2 separate regions of the Homo sapiens genome follow, and region 2 is linked to region 1. The links are chromatin contacts, found by Hi-C or POLR2A ChIA-PET in ENCODE. All regions are on one chromosome and are shown on one strand. The core of a region is the stretch at or near the end of the contact, and the rest is flanking DNA. Distances in the headings are between cores, read along the strand shown. Region 1 overlaps RERE (arginine-glutamic acid dipeptide repeats). Region 2 has its middle 22 kb from the start of ENO1-AS1.

What was found. A loop is a pair of places that touch in the nucleus more often than their neighbours do. ChIA-PET counts read pairs that join two places held with the same protein, here RNA polymerase II (POLR2A). Pooled maps may share reads with other maps.
Region 2: a loop to region 1 is called in a pooled map, with 4 times the contacts of the local background. The contact joins two enhancer-like sites. A Hi-C loop is called at or near these places in 4 of 50 pooled maps. POLR2A ChIA-PET finds 5 or more read pairs at or near these places in 2 of 52 experiments (K562 and activated CD4-positive, alpha-beta T cell).

Annotation. Positions count from the first base shown.
Region 1 is chr1:8,599,705-8,607,099 of GRCh38, reverse strand. All of the region lies in intron 4 of RERE (arginine-glutamic acid dipeptide repeats), which reads left to right. Among named protein-coding and RNA genes, the nearest start is that of SNORD128, 110 kb to the right of the region's middle. RefSeq lists enhancers at 2,571-2,710, 3,021-3,120. Within about 2 kb of position 3,124, at least 5 of the 41 ENCODE cell types and tissues checked have a DNase peak (open chromatin) inside an H3K27ac peak, as active enhancers do.
Region 2 is chr1:8,896,851-8,904,245 of GRCh38, reverse strand. No RefSeq gene overlaps it. Among named protein-coding and RNA genes, the nearest start is that of ENO1-AS1, 22 kb to the right of the region's middle. Within about 2 kb of position 4,170, at least 9 of the 41 ENCODE cell types and tissues checked have a DNase peak (open chromatin) inside an H3K27ac peak, as active enhancers do.

The sequences.
Region 1 (7,395 bases), core at 1,875-4,374:
TGTGAGCCACTGCGTCTGGCCGGCAATATCTTCTATAAATATCAAGGCCTTCAATGGAAGAAGAGATGGTACTCTTTCCCAAGGATATTAAATGTTTCTAAGGACTGGAGTGAAGTTGAAGTAATACACTTAAAGTTAATCCTTTTTTAGAGTCTATATAAATTATTATGCCTGGTGCCTGGAAGTTGCATTTTCAGTTCTTATCTTTGATCTCATGTTTTACGATTAGATCGTATCAGGTACTTTTCCTATCCCCTTAAAATGAATGTAGTTTTTCCCTCTTGTCCCAAAATGTATTCTCTAAATGAAAATTTGAGAATAGAAAATCTTAGATTTTCAGCCTGTAAATAGCTTTTGTGTTCTTTTTTAGGAACTAGTAACCTATTTTCAAGAAACATGCTGTGTTAAAGGACAGAAGTGTGTGTCCTTTAAATCATGCTAGCTGATTAAAAGTTTGTTACTCTATTCCTCCCACCTTTTGGCTTTTCCCTCCTCATCCCATTGACATTCTTAAGATGGAAGGAAAAAGGCCTATTTTTTAGCTTGATTAAAACTTAATAGCTGAAGTAACCAAAACATTCATAAAATGAGGAGATTGAAACTGCTTACAGATATAATTTTTCTCTGGAGCATCCTAAATATTTATTCCTTGGTAATTTTTTTTTAAAGTATGTATATTAGTACTACTAGCCATTAGTAAATTTTAGTTATAGCTTTCCTCCCTTTCACTTAAATTTCCTGGAACATAAATTGGAAAATTTTTAAAATTTAGAATCTGTCTTGAATTTTTTGAGGTGACAGCTAGGTAGACATTAAAAGTAGATAGAATTTTTAAATCTTGAAAATAGAAATTATATTAAAAATGTTCTTTGTCACCTGTATCTGGAAGTTTGAAAGGTCGTGTAATTTCAACCATATTACATGGTAATTGGTGGAAAATAGTTGGATACTAGCTTCACCTATGTAATGTAAAACTTTGGTATTGGCTGGGTGTGGTAACCCATGCCTGTAATCTCAACACTTTGGGCGGCCAAGACTGGAGGATTGCTTGAACCTAGGGGTTTGAGACCAGCCTGGGCAACAAAGAAAGACCTTGTTTCTACAAAAAATTCAAAAGTTATCTGCTACTTTTAGGGCTGAGGTGGGAGGATTGTTTGAGCCCAGGAGGCTGAGGCTGCAGTGTGCTATAATCATGCCACTGTATTCCAGCCTGGGTGACAGAGTGAGACGCTGTCTCAAAAAAAAAAAAAAAAAGTTTGGTATTTAACACTTAAATTTGTTTTCTGCTGCCAGTAATGGAGATAATCTATTATCACTTTTTTTAGGGGTTTTTTTTTTTTTTTTTTTTTTTTTTGGAGATGGGGTCTTGCTCTGTTGCCCAGGATGGAGTGCAATGGCATGATTTTGGCATGATCACCTGCCTCCCGGATTCAGGTGATTCTCCTGCCTCAGCTTCCCAAGTAGCTGAGATTACAGTCACGTGCCACCACACCTGGCTAATTTTTGTATTTTTTGTAGAGATGGGGTTTTACCACATTGGCCAGGGTGGTCTCGAAGTCCTGACCTCAGGTGATCCACCCGCCTCAGCCTCCCAATCCAATCACCCTGGGATTACAGGGGTGAGCCACCGCACCCGTCCTTTAGTTACCTCTTAAAGTAAGTTGGGAAGGCCAGGCTCAGTGGCTCACATCTGTAATCCCAGCACTTTGGGAGGCTGAGGCAGGTGGATCACAAGGTCAGGAGATTGAGACCATACTGGATAACACGATGAAACCTCATCTCTACTAAAAATACAAAAAATTAGCAGGGCATGGTGGCATGTGCCTGTAGTCCCAGCTACTTGGGAGGCTGAAGCAGGAGAATTGCTTGAATCAGGGAGGTGGAGGTTGCAGTGAGATCATGCCATCGCACCCCAACCTGGGCGACAGAGCGAGACTCCGTCTTGCGGGAAAAAAAAGAAAAAAGTTGGGAAAGAGTTGATTTGTCCTGTTTTTCAAGGGAATAACTGTAGATTTCACTTTACTGAAATTAGTTAGAGACATTGTTATATTGACTGACAAGAGATTTCGTGGTACAATTTCCCACTGATCCATTAGGATTACAAAAAATTATCAGCTGTATGGGTGGCAAACACTTTTCTTCAGATTTTTCTTCAGTAAGATAAACCTCAATTCCAAGCATCACAGATTTTCTTGAAGCAGAAACTGTGCCTTACAAAAGTTTAGCACAGAAGCAGATGTTTTATGTAGTAGTGGAAGGGTTTAGAAATTGTTGTGTGGTCAGTTGTTTGGACTTCAGAATGCATTTCTCTATAAACATAAACAGGTTTTTTTTTGGCAAGTTCGTAAATGCTAGTTTGAATTTGTAATGTAGAGAAATACAGAAAGATCGTTCCTTTATTGCCCACCTTACAGATATGTGGACTTCCTTCCTTCCTTCCTTCCTTCCTTCCTTCCTTCCTTCCTTCCTTCCTTCCTCCCTCCCTCCCTCCCTCCCTCCCTTCCTTCCTTCCTTCCTTCCTTCTTTTTTTAAACTCCTCAGCTTGCTATTGACTGGTACCTCCTCTTCCCCCACAACAAAACAAAACTGAAAACCAGCCGACCTCCTCTGTGTGGAGATGGAGCTCTGCCTCTGCCCTCCTTTCAGAGGCCTCTGCCTCATCCTTTTCCATTTCCTATCCCACCTCTACCTCTTAACACGTCTCAGCCTGCTGTCTATTCTTTTTAGTTTTTGTTTTTAACTTTCTATTTGAAAATAATTTCAGACTTACAGAGAAGTTGAAAGAGTAGTTCAGGGAACTGCAGTATACCCTTCCCCCAGATCATGGAGGTAGTTAAAAAACCTCACGTTTTTACTGTTAAAATCATAGTATCGGTTTGAATCATGTTGGTTACCCATTGACTAGTTGTACGATCAGGTGACTTAATCTTTCAGAGTCCCACTGTCTTCACATGTAAGATGAGAATACTGATTCATTTGTTCCAGAGTCAAACCCAGGAATCCATACTCCTTTGAAGCACTTCTCAGGAGATTCTGATGGATGGCCAGCATTAGCAAATGAAGGCTTGTCCCCAACTCCAGTAACTAGTGTAAAAGTAGATCTGATCTTGTCCTTTGCAGCATGTGGAACTTCTTCTTTTTTCTTTTCTTTTTTTTTTTTTGAGACAGGGTCTCGCTTTGTCACCCACCTAGAGTACAGTGGCATGTTCAGGGCTCACTACAGCCTCGGCCTCTCTGTCTCAACCTCCTGAGTAGCTGGGACTACAGGCACGGGCCACCATGCCCTGCTAATTTTAAAATTTTTTGTAAAGACAGGGTCTCCTCCTTATGTTGCTTACGTTGAGGATGTGGAACTTCTGATGCAGTTCCAGGGTCTTTCATGTTTTTGAAACTTGAGTATGTTTACTTCAAAAATAGTTTTTGTGTTCTTCTATATTACTTAATTTCCTCCCTTCCCCAATACACAAATTAGGTATAATTTGTGTGCTTATATCCCTAATGCAGCTATAAAAGGCAGTTTATAAATTAATTTCAAACCAAACTACAAAACCAATAAAGTTCTGACTACCAACATTAATTTAATAGACTGGGCGATGATGTTGTGAAATAAGTAGCCGCTTGTGATGTAACTGTTACTGCTTCCTTATGGCCCATGTTCTTGGATGCTGGGATGGTGCCTGGTTTGTGTAGACGGCTGGATTCCTTGTAATGACTCGGTTTTCCTGTTGCTTTTCTTTCAGTTATTGCCACTCAGAAACCATCAGTGTAAATACAGCTTGCCATGAAGTGACTTTGCCTTTGTTTGGCATAAATGTGCCCTTGGCACATTGAGGCCATCTTGTTTATTTACCAGCTTGTGATAATTATGGTAGTACTACTTAGTTATATGTAAACTTAGAGCCAAAATCTTGTGCCTCTGAACTCTATTAATGAAGTTGTAAAACATGTAATTCCAAAAATGGATGTTAAAAATATTAAGGTATACATTGAAATGAAAAATAAAAGTGAGCCTCTCCTCTCCACCTCCCACTTCCAGTCATCTCTCGCTTCTGCCTGAGAGGCACTGTCAGCCAGCATCATTCTCACATCATGCCTCTGTACGTGTCTGTCCTCTTAGCTAGATTAAGAGAAGGGGCTGTGTTTCATTCACCTTTTTGTCCCCAGTGTCTGGAACAGCTCCTGGTTCAGAGAAATTGCCCCCTATCCATTGTATTGATAGTTTGTTTTAATTACAAGACAGAAAAGTCAGATTGATTTTTTTTTTAATCAGATGAAGAAATATTTCTTTTAAACCAATAAATTAAATGCATGGGACTGTTAACACAAAGGATAGCACTTAATACTGTCAAGAGAAAGATTGGCCAATACTAGCCAGAAAAATCTGCTGTGTGTAAGTTTTTTGGTTTTGTTTTTGTTTTTTAAAACGGAAGTGACTGTTGGGTGTCTCTCCACCTTGCTTTCTACCTCCCTTGTAAAGGAGAGGGGCACGAAACCAAACAAGTATTCCTGGCTATAGTTTTAGTAATTTTAGTGGGTAGACATCGGTATATAGCTCAAGTTTAGTTTTTTTTTTTTCTTTTTTTTTCCCCTGAACTATTGGAATTCTTATGGGCTTCTATAACTTATAAAACATATACATGCATATAAATTTTCCAGTGAACATAGCGTGAGGCTGTTTTATTATGTTTTCTTTTCCTTTTTTTTTTTTTGAGATGGAGTCTAACTCTTGTCACCAGGCTGGAGTGCAGTGGCGCAGTCTCAGCTCACTGCAGCGTTCACCTCCCAGGTTCAAGTGATTCTCCTGCCTCAGCCTCCCGAGTAGCTGGGACTACAGGCGCCCGCCACCACGCCTGGCTGATTTTTTTGTATTTTTAGTAGAGACGGGGTTTCACCATGTTGGCCAGGATGGTCTCGATCGCTTGACCTTGTAATCCACCCACTTCGGCCTCCCAAAGTGTTGGGATTACAGGCATGAGCCACCGCACCCAGACTGCTTTTCATTTCTTTATGTTTGGCCATTATGTAATGCTGATTTTTGGCCTTTCGAATTTTTATTAGAGAGAAGGGTACTGTGCTTTTACAACAGGTAAATGATTGCCACACAAAGGGTGCACTTTTGTTGTGAGGCTGCTGCCCTTGGTTGCAGCCTACAGACAGTGAAGTTTCTCTTCGATGCCTGATTAGAATGGAGAGCGCTGCTGCACTGCCATAGGGCCTTGTTAACGATGGATAGTTTGGATGGAAAGGCAGAAGGACCTAAAAAGGCAGCTGTCAAATGCCTTCGGTTCTCTCTAATAGAAGATGTGTGTCTGTGTGTGTGTTTGTGTGTGTGTGTGTGTGTGTGTGTGTGTGTGTGTGTGTGTTGACCTTGGACATGATGGCAGTTGGGATTAAGGTATCTCAATCCAAAGGATCATGGAAGGAAGATGTGTGTGTGTGTGTGTGTGTGTGTGTGTGTGTGTGTGTGTGTGTGGTGACCTTGGACATGAAGGCAGTTGGGATTAAGGTATCTCAATCCAAAGGATCATGGAAGGATGTTTGGGAATAACATCTTAAGGCAAATTACCAGCATAAATGATTGCTCCCACCTCCCACTCTCAAACAGTCTTGTCACCACAGTGACACCCACTGTCACGTGGTCTGTACCCCCCACTCCCTGGAAGGGGGTACTAATTATTCACAGCAACAGTGATAATGGATAGTAGGGTAGTGTAACTGGATTGGGGAACATTCCTCTCAGTGATGTAGTTTGATTTGTACTTGAATTAAAAAGTATTGGCTTGGCCAGGCATGGTGGCTCATCCCTGTAATCCCAGCACTTTGGGAGGCTGAGGAGGGTGGGTCACTGGAGGTCAGGAGTTGGAAACCAGCCTGGCCCACATGGTGAAACCCCATCTCTACTAAAAATACAAAACAGCCGGGCATGGTGGCGCACGCTAGTAATCCCAGCAACTTGGGAGGCTGAGGCAGGAGAACTGCTTGAACCCAGAAGGTGGAGGTTGCAGCAAGCCAAGATCACACCACTGCACTCCAACCTGGCTGACATAGCAAGACTCTGTCTCAAAAAAAAAAAAAAAAAAAAGTTTGGGAGACCGAGGCAGGCGGATCACAAGGTCAGGAGATAGAGACCATCTTGGCTAACACGGTGAAACCCCGTCTCTACTAAAAATACAAAAAATTAGCCGGGCATGGTGGCGGGCACCTGTAGTCCCAGCTACTCGGGAGGCTGAGGCAGGAGAATGGTGTGAACCCTGGAGGCGGAGCTTGCAGTGAGCCGAGATTGCACCACTGCACTCCAGCCTGGGTGACACAGCAAGATTCTGTCTCAAAAAAAAAAAAAAAAAAAAAAGTATTGGCTTGTTTTCAGTGTAATTTTTTCTGTGTTTTGAGTACTTTTTTAGTATTTAAAGATGCAGGGACACTTTTGAATTAATATTACTGCTAACTTTAGTATTTGGTTAATTTTCTCTGGAAGGTGGGGGACTTTCTGATCTTCCTATGTCAGGATAAGGAAATAATGACTGATTTCGCTATCACTTCCCCCTGGCTTTTTCTTTTGTTACTGGCATTGTCTTGGATATATTACAAATATCCACAGATGTCCAGAGAATTGGCACAGCTATTATTATGATTTTCAATCTGCTCTTAAGATACTGAGCAGATTTCTTAACAAACAAGTTGGAAATGCACAAAGATATCTGATGAATTGTTAAAAAATTCTTAAAGAAAAACAGCTGGCAAATGGTAATTGATAGATAGATGTGTTTAATCTGTAGGACTTGAAGTGCTGCTATGGTGTATTAGTCTGTTCTCAGGCCACTAATTAAGACATACGGAGACTGGGTGATTTTTATAAAGGAAAGAGGTTTAATGGACTCTCACAGTTCCATGTGGCTGGGTAGGCCTCACAATCATGGTGGAAGGCAAAGGAGAAGCAAAGGCACATCTTAAATGGTGGCAGACAAGAGAGTTTGTGCAGGGAAACTCCCATTTATGAAACCATCAGATGTTGTGAGACGTATTCTCTACCATGAGAACAGTGTGAGGGAAACCGCCGCCGTGATCCATTTATCTCCACCCAGCCCCCGTCCTTGGCACGTGGGCATTATTACAGTTCAAAGTCAGATTTGGGTGGGACACAGCCAACCATATAATATGGTTACTGTGGTTTAAGTAGGCAGACACATCTGTGAGACCAGGAGTTTCTCTACAAATGGATGAGGAATGGCACAGAATCCTAGGTGACAGTTTAAGGATTGCATGGCAGAAAAGGCTCTGTGATTAAATTCTCTGATGTTGTCACTGAGCTGTAAGGCTGGAGATAAGACTGTCTCCTTCTGCTGAAAATAAGAATCAATACTCACTCCTTGATGGGCTAAACTATTAAAAAGAGCC
Region 2 (7,395 bases), core at 2,921-5,420, 300 kb before region 1:
AATACTGAGGTTGAAGTTTTTACAATTTGCTTCACCTCCTCTCTCTGCCATGGTAGTTGGAGCATGAGTGCTTTGTAAATTTCCGCCTGAAGGAGAAAAACATCCAAACAGCAAACCAGTGCCAAAACTTGCATACCACGGATGCCTGGCTAATGCCTCAGGCAACTTGCTGGGTTTCTGAACTAGGTTTGCGCCATTGGTCCAGGAAGCTGGGGAGAGATGTGGCTGGCTCATTAATCCTCACAGATCAGAGAGATCCTGCTGGAGCCATACAAAGTGCAGATGTCTTTTGTGATCTGTAAAACAAGTCCTCATGGGGAAGGTAACTTGGATGCCTGTGAAGGCTGGGTCCACGTCTTCAGAATCTCACAGGTGCAGGTGGGTTCCTGAAGATCACCACCTGTGTCAGAAAAAAACTCTATCCAAACTGCATTTTTCCTCTACTCTCACACCACAACAGTCAACACAGAAGAAGACTTCTGTGACCAAATGTGTGGGGGTGGACACCAGCTGGGTGTCCTGCAATTCAATTTCAACACTATCTACCTGGAGATGGCATCACATCCCAGGGCTTGAGAACTCAGTCTGCAAGACTATCTCCCCCAATGCTAGTCACAAGTCTGAGCCTCTGGAACTTCTGAGTCACTGGCTTCAATTTGGGGTTCCCATGACCCCCTCTTTGGGTTTGTTTTTTTGTTTGTTTGCTTTTTGTTTTTTTGTTTTTGACGGAGTCTCACTCTGTCTCCCAGGCTGGAGTGCAGTTGCGGGATCTCGGCTCACTGCAACCTCCGCCTCCCGGGTTCAAGCGATTCTCCTGCCTCAGCCTCCTGAGTAGCTGGGATTACAGGTGTGAGTCACCATGTCCGGCTAATTTTTGTATTTTTAGTAGAGACGGGGTTTCACCATGTTGGCCAGGCTGGTCTCGAACACCTGACCTCAAGTAATCCACCCGCCTTGGCCTGCCAAAGTGCTAGAATTACAGGTATGAGGCACGATGCCCAGCCTGGGTTTGATTAATATGTTGGAATGGCTCACAGAACTCAAGAAAACACTTACTTATGTTTAGTGGTTTATTATAAAGGATTCACAAGGGATACAGATGAAGCCATGCATAGGGTGGAGTTTAGGGGAAGCAGAGCTTCCATGCTCTCCTGGGTCTCACCACCCTCCAGGAACCTCCACGTATTCAGCCATCCAGAACCTCTCCAAACCCAGTCCTCGTGGCTTTTTTATGGAGGCTTCATTACATGGGCACGACTGATAACCGTGTAGAAATGTGATTGGACAAAAATCTCATGATCTAAACCCCCGGCAAGGCCTGTCTGTTCAGACTTTTCTTGGCCTCTCTCTCAGCATTCCTTCCTCTAGGGCAGGGCTGACCAATCTTTTGACTTCCTGGGCCACATTGGAACAAGAAGAATTGTCTTGGGCTACATATAAAATACTCTAGCACTAATGATAGCTGATGATCTTTAAAAAAAAATTGTGAAACAATCTCATAATGTTTTAAGAAAGTTTATGAATTTGTGTTGGGCTGCATTCAAAGCCATCCTGGACGGTGGGCTGAACAGTCTTGCTCTAGGGTATGGGGCAGGACCCTCTCTGGAATGAAGGTCTTTGGACCCACATCAGATTAGAATCCTGGTTGGACAGGTGAAAGAGGAACAGGAGAAGTTCAGAGGAGAGGTTCTGTTTCCTGAGGCCTCAAGTGCCCCAACATTATCACAGGACTGTGGGAGTTAGGAACGGGGATCTGCAGATGCAAACCAGTATGTATCTATCGTAACACCACACCGCCTATCTCCGCATGGACAGGTATGGACAAGGAGAGGGTCTGAGACTCAGAAGGTGGGTTTGTGGGAGCCAGAAAATTGAACCCAAACATCCCTTATGGAGAAGCACTTCATCCATTCAACAAAAATGTATTAAGGCCGGGTGCAGTGGCTCATGCCTGTAATCCCAGCACTTTGGCAGGCCGAGGCGGGTGGATTACCTGAGGTCAGGAGTTCGATACCAGCCTGGTCAACATGGTGAAACCCCATCTATACTAAAAATGCAAAAATTAGCTGGGCGTGGTGGCGCACCCCTGTAATCCCAGCTACTTAGGAGGCTGAGGAGGGAGAATTGCTTGACCTCAGGAGGCGGAGGCTGCCGTGAGCTGAGATGGCACCACTGCACTTCAGCCTGGGCAACAGAGTGAGACCCCGTCTCAAAAAAAAAAAATATATATATTAAGCACTCTTCTGCGGTGAGCAGGTCTATGCAAACCTACCTCCAAAGGCCCAGGGAGCTGAGAGGCCAAAGAAAGAGGCTGACAAACACAGTGATCAGAAGGAAACATTTAATAGGGACTTACGAACAGAAACCATGTCTCAGGCAGCCTCCAGATGACATGGTGGATCCCTACAATGTTATACCCCAAGACCCAGGGCTTATATACCATAGGGAATTTGCATAAGGGCAGGATTTATGGTAAGTATGTGTTTCAGTAATGTTGAGGCTTTCACTTAAGGGTAAGATTTACAGTAAGTTCATGAAAGTAGAAGTCTTTGGCTGGTCAGAGTGGCTCACGCCTGTAATCCCAACACTGTGGGAGGCTGATGAGGGTGGATCACTTTGAGGCCAGAAGTTCAACACCAGCCTGGCCAATATGGTGAAACTCTGTCTCTACTAAAAATATAAAAATTACTCGGAGGCTAGATGCGGTAGCTCATGTTTGTAATCCCAGTGCTTTGGGAGGCCCAGGTGGATGAATCATTTGAGGTCAGGAGTTCGAGACCAGCCTGGCCAACATGGTAAAACCCCATCTCTACTAAAAATACAAAAATTAGCCAGTGTGGTGACAAGTGCCTGTAGTCCCAGCTACTTGGGAGGCTGAGGGAGGAGAATTGCTTGAACCCGGGAGGCAGAGGTTGCAGTCAGCTGAGATCCTGCCATTGCACTTCAGCCCGGGCGACAAGAGCAAAACTCTGTCTTAAAAATAAAATAAAATAAAATAAAATAAAATAAAATAAAATAAAATAAAATAAAATAAAATAAAAATTAGCCAGGCATGGTGGTGCACACCTGTAATCCCAGCTACTTGGGAGGCTAAGGCAGGAGAATTGCTTGAACCTGGGAGGCAGAAGTTGCAGTGAGCTGAGATGGTGTCATTGCACTCCAGCCTGGGTGACAAAGTGAGACTTTGTCTCAAAAAAAAAAAAAAAAAAAAAAGATAGATGAGGTCTGCAGGATTGATATCATGAGATACAGGTCATAAAGACCCTGCTGATAAAATAGGATGTGGTCAAGAAGTCAGCCCAGGACAGGTGCGGTGGCTCATGCCTGTAATCCCAGGACTTTGGGAGGCCAAGGCAGGCAGACCACAAGGTCAGGAGGTCGAGACCAGCCTGATCAACATGGTGAAACCCCGTCTCTACTAAATATACAAAAATTAGCTGGGTGTGGTGGCACGTGCCTGTATCCCAGCTACTCAGGAGGCTGAGGCAGGAGAATTACTTGAACCTGGGAGGTGGAGATTGCAGTGAGCTGAGACTGTGCCACTGCACTCCAGCCTGGGTGACAGAGTGAGACTCTGTCTCAAAAAAAAAAAAAGAACTCAGCCCAAACCAGCCAAAACCAAGATGGCAATGAAAGTGACCTCTGGTAGTCCTCCCTACTCAGTATACATTAATTATAATACATTAGCATGCTAAAAGACACTCTCATCAGCGCCATGACAGTTTACAAATGCCACAGCCACATCCAGAAGTTAGCCTATGTAGTCTATTCCTTTATTTATTTATTTTAGTTTAGTTTAGTTTATTGAGACAGGGTCTTGCTCTGTCACCCAGGCTGGAGTGCAGTGGCACAATCTTGGCTCACCACAACCTCTGCCTCCGGCTTCTCCTGCCTCAGCTGCCTGAGTAACTGGGAGTACAGGAGCACATCATCACGCCCAGCTAATTTTTGTATTTTTAGTAGAGACAGGATTTCTCCATGCTTGCCAGGCTGTCCTTGAACTCCTGACCTCAAGTGATCTGCCAGCCTTGGCCTTCCAAAGTGCTGAGATTACAGGCATGAGCCACCATGCCTGGCCCAGAAGTTTACCTATATAGTCTAAAAAGGGGAGGAACCCTCATTCTGGAAATCACCCACCCCTTTCCTGGAAACTCATGAATCACCTGCAACGGAAATTCAGTGATGAGTAACTCAGAGGAGCGGTTAGAACTTAGGGCTTATATAGAGGCCAGGCTCAGTGGCTCATGCCTGTAATCCCAGCACTTTGGGAGGCCAAGGCAGGCAGATCACCTGGGGCCAGGAGTTTGAGACAAACCTGAGCAACATGGTGAAACCCCATCTCTACTAAAAATACAAAAATTAGCCAGGCGTGGTGGTGGGCACCTGTAGTAATCACAGCAGCTACTCGGGAGGCTGAGGCACAAAAATCACTGGAACCGGGGAGGCAGAGGTTGCAGTGAGCCGAGATAGCACCACTGCACTCCAGCCTGGGCAGCAGAGTGAGACTCTGTCTCAAAAATAAAGCAAAAGACGGCCGGGCACGGTGGCTCATGCCTCTAATCCCAGTACTTCAGGAGGCCGAAACGGGTAGATCACCTGAGGTCAGGAGTTCTAGACCAGCCTGGCCAACATGGTGAAACCCCGCTTCTACTAAAAATACAAAAATTAGCCACGCGTGGTGGTGGGCACCTGTAATCCCAGCTACTTGAGGGGGCGAAGCAGGAGAATTGCTTGAATCCGGGAGACAGAGGTTGCAGTGAGCCAAGATGGCAACACTGCATTCCAGCCTGGGGGAGAAGAGCAAGACTTTGTCTCAAAAAATAAAAAAATAAAAAAAATAAGACACATGTGGAGGGAAAAAAGAAGAAAAGAGGCCAGGCACGGTGGCTCACACCTATAATCCCAGCACTTTGGGACGACCAGGAGGGAGGACTGCTTGAGACCAGGAGCTCGAGACCAGTGTAGGCAGCACAGTGAGACCCCTGTCTCTACAAAAAAAATTGGCAGGGCATGGCGGTGTGCCAGCTACTCAGGAGACTGAGGCAGGAGGATCTCTTGAGCCCAGGAGGTTGAGGCTGCAGTGAGCTATGATTGTGCCACTGAGACCCTGTCTCAAAGAAAAAAGAAATGTTGTGTCCGGAATTTATTCTTTCCGGTGGGTTCCTGGTCTCGCTGACTTCAAGAATGAAGCTGTGGACCCTTGCGGTGATTGTTACAGCTCTTAAAGATGGTTTGTCCAGAGTTTATTCCTTCAGATGTTCAGATGTGTCCGGAGTTTCTTCCTTCCGGTGGGTTCGTGGTCTCGCTGACTTCAGGAGTGAAGCCACAGACCTTCGCAGTGAGTGTTACAGCTCTTAAACGTGGCGCGTCCAGAATTGTTTGTTCCTCCCAGTGGGTTCGTGGTCTCGCTGACCTCAGGAATGAAGCCATAGACCCTTGCCGTGAGTGTTACAACTCATAAAGGTAGTGCAAACCCAGAGTGAGCAGCAGCAAGATTTATTGTGAAGAGCGAAAGAACAAAGCTTCCACAGCATGGAAGGGGACCCAAGCTGGTTGCCACTGCTGGCTTGGGTGGCCAGCTTTTATTCCCTTATTTGGCCCCGCCCACATCCTGCTGATTGGTCCATTTTACAGAGTGCTGATTGGTGCATTTACAATCCTTTAACTAGACACAGAGTGCTAATTGGTGCGTTTTTACAGAGTGCTGATTGGTGCATTTATAATCCTTTAGCTAGACAAGAGTGCTGATTGGTGCATTTACAATCCTTTAGCTAGACACAGAGCGCTGATTGGTGCATTTTTAGAGAGTGCTGATTGGTGCATTTACAATCCTTTAGCTAGACAGAGTGCTGATTGATGAGTTTATAATCCTCTAGTTAGACAGAAAAGTTCTCCAAGTCCCCATCCAACCCAGAAGCCCAGCCGGCTTCACCTCTCAATCCCCCCTCTAAACAAGACACCCCAATTGCTGTTGGAAATTGGGCAATGACTGCTCTAGGTACTTCTTGCTGGATAGGGGTGAAGAAGGGGCCCTGCAGTTGTAGTGTCCTCCAGAGGGGAACTCTTTAGGCCAGTGAAAGGGCCAGCGGGTCGGTCCAGAGGTCCTCGGTAGAAGTTTTTAGTTGAGCTTATTTGGGGTTCCATTTGTAAGACCATCTGTAGCTTGATGGCCTCGATCCTAGAGGAAACAAATTTGACAAGGAGGTTAAAAATTACTTGCCCAAAGGCGAGTAATAGCAAGATGGCTGCCACGGGACCTAGAAAGGGGAGAAGCCATGTTGCCCAACTCCAGAGATTGGTATAAGAGTTTGAAAGGCATTGTCTGATTTCAGAAGCCTTTTCCTGTAAACGCCAGGCAGCATCTCATACTATCCCTGACTGGTTAGTGTAAAAACAACACTCTTCCCCTAAGAAGGTGCAGAGTCCTCCTTTCTCAGCAGTGAGGCGGTCTAGGCCTCGGCAGTTTTGGAGAGTCACTGCTGCCACAGAGTCTATTTGGGATTGTAGAGTAAGGATAGATTTCGTTATCTCTTGCAAACTGTCTGAGAAATCCTTTGAGAGTGTGTGGTAGTAGGATAATGAAGTAGATAAACTGGCTATTCTGGTTCCTGTAACAGTGGCCATTCCTAACCCTGTAAGTAGGGGTATTAGTTGTATGGCTCTGTGCTGAGGGACTTGAGCTTTGAGGGGTACTGATAGGGTCTGATTTCCTGGGGCAATGTTAATGTTGGGACTTAGAAAGACTAAGGTGCAGGTGCCTCTCCAGTTAGTGGGGAGGCAGATATAGGTTGACATTGCACATAAGAATATACCTTGGCTGGGTAGACAGAACTGGTTGTGTATGTTAAAAAGGTGTGTGAGTTTGTTGTTTTCATTTTCCCATACTCCTAGAGTACTTGCTAAGGTAGCTCCAGTGAGCGGCTGGAAAGGGGTGTTGGGAGCAAACTGAGTGGCTCCCTGTGTTCTATTTTCCCATTGGAGAAAAAATTGTTTTGTGTCTACTAGGAGCCATTCAAGAGAGTGATTGGAAGAGGGGATGAGAAGGCATTCACTAGTGGTGGGGGCGCTGCCACAGGGGGTCCAGGGGTGAATGGTCATGCAAGGAGTATGTTTGCCATTACAAAACCTGGACTGTTTGTTAAGCAGGGAGGAGGTGATGATTTTTGGAGGCGCTGAGAAGCAGACAAGCCATCTGAATGGAGCTGTTTGAGTGACTCAGAAGTTACTATGATTAGTTGGGGCTTGAAGTTGTAGGGTGTAATTACACTGATGGGGTAGTAGGTGCCCCAGGGGCAGGCCTGATAACAGGTTGCGTTGGATGCATAAAGGGGAAAGTTAAGATGGTATTCATAGTAACAAGACCATGTATGGGCTTTTCATTGCTTGTGTAATAGG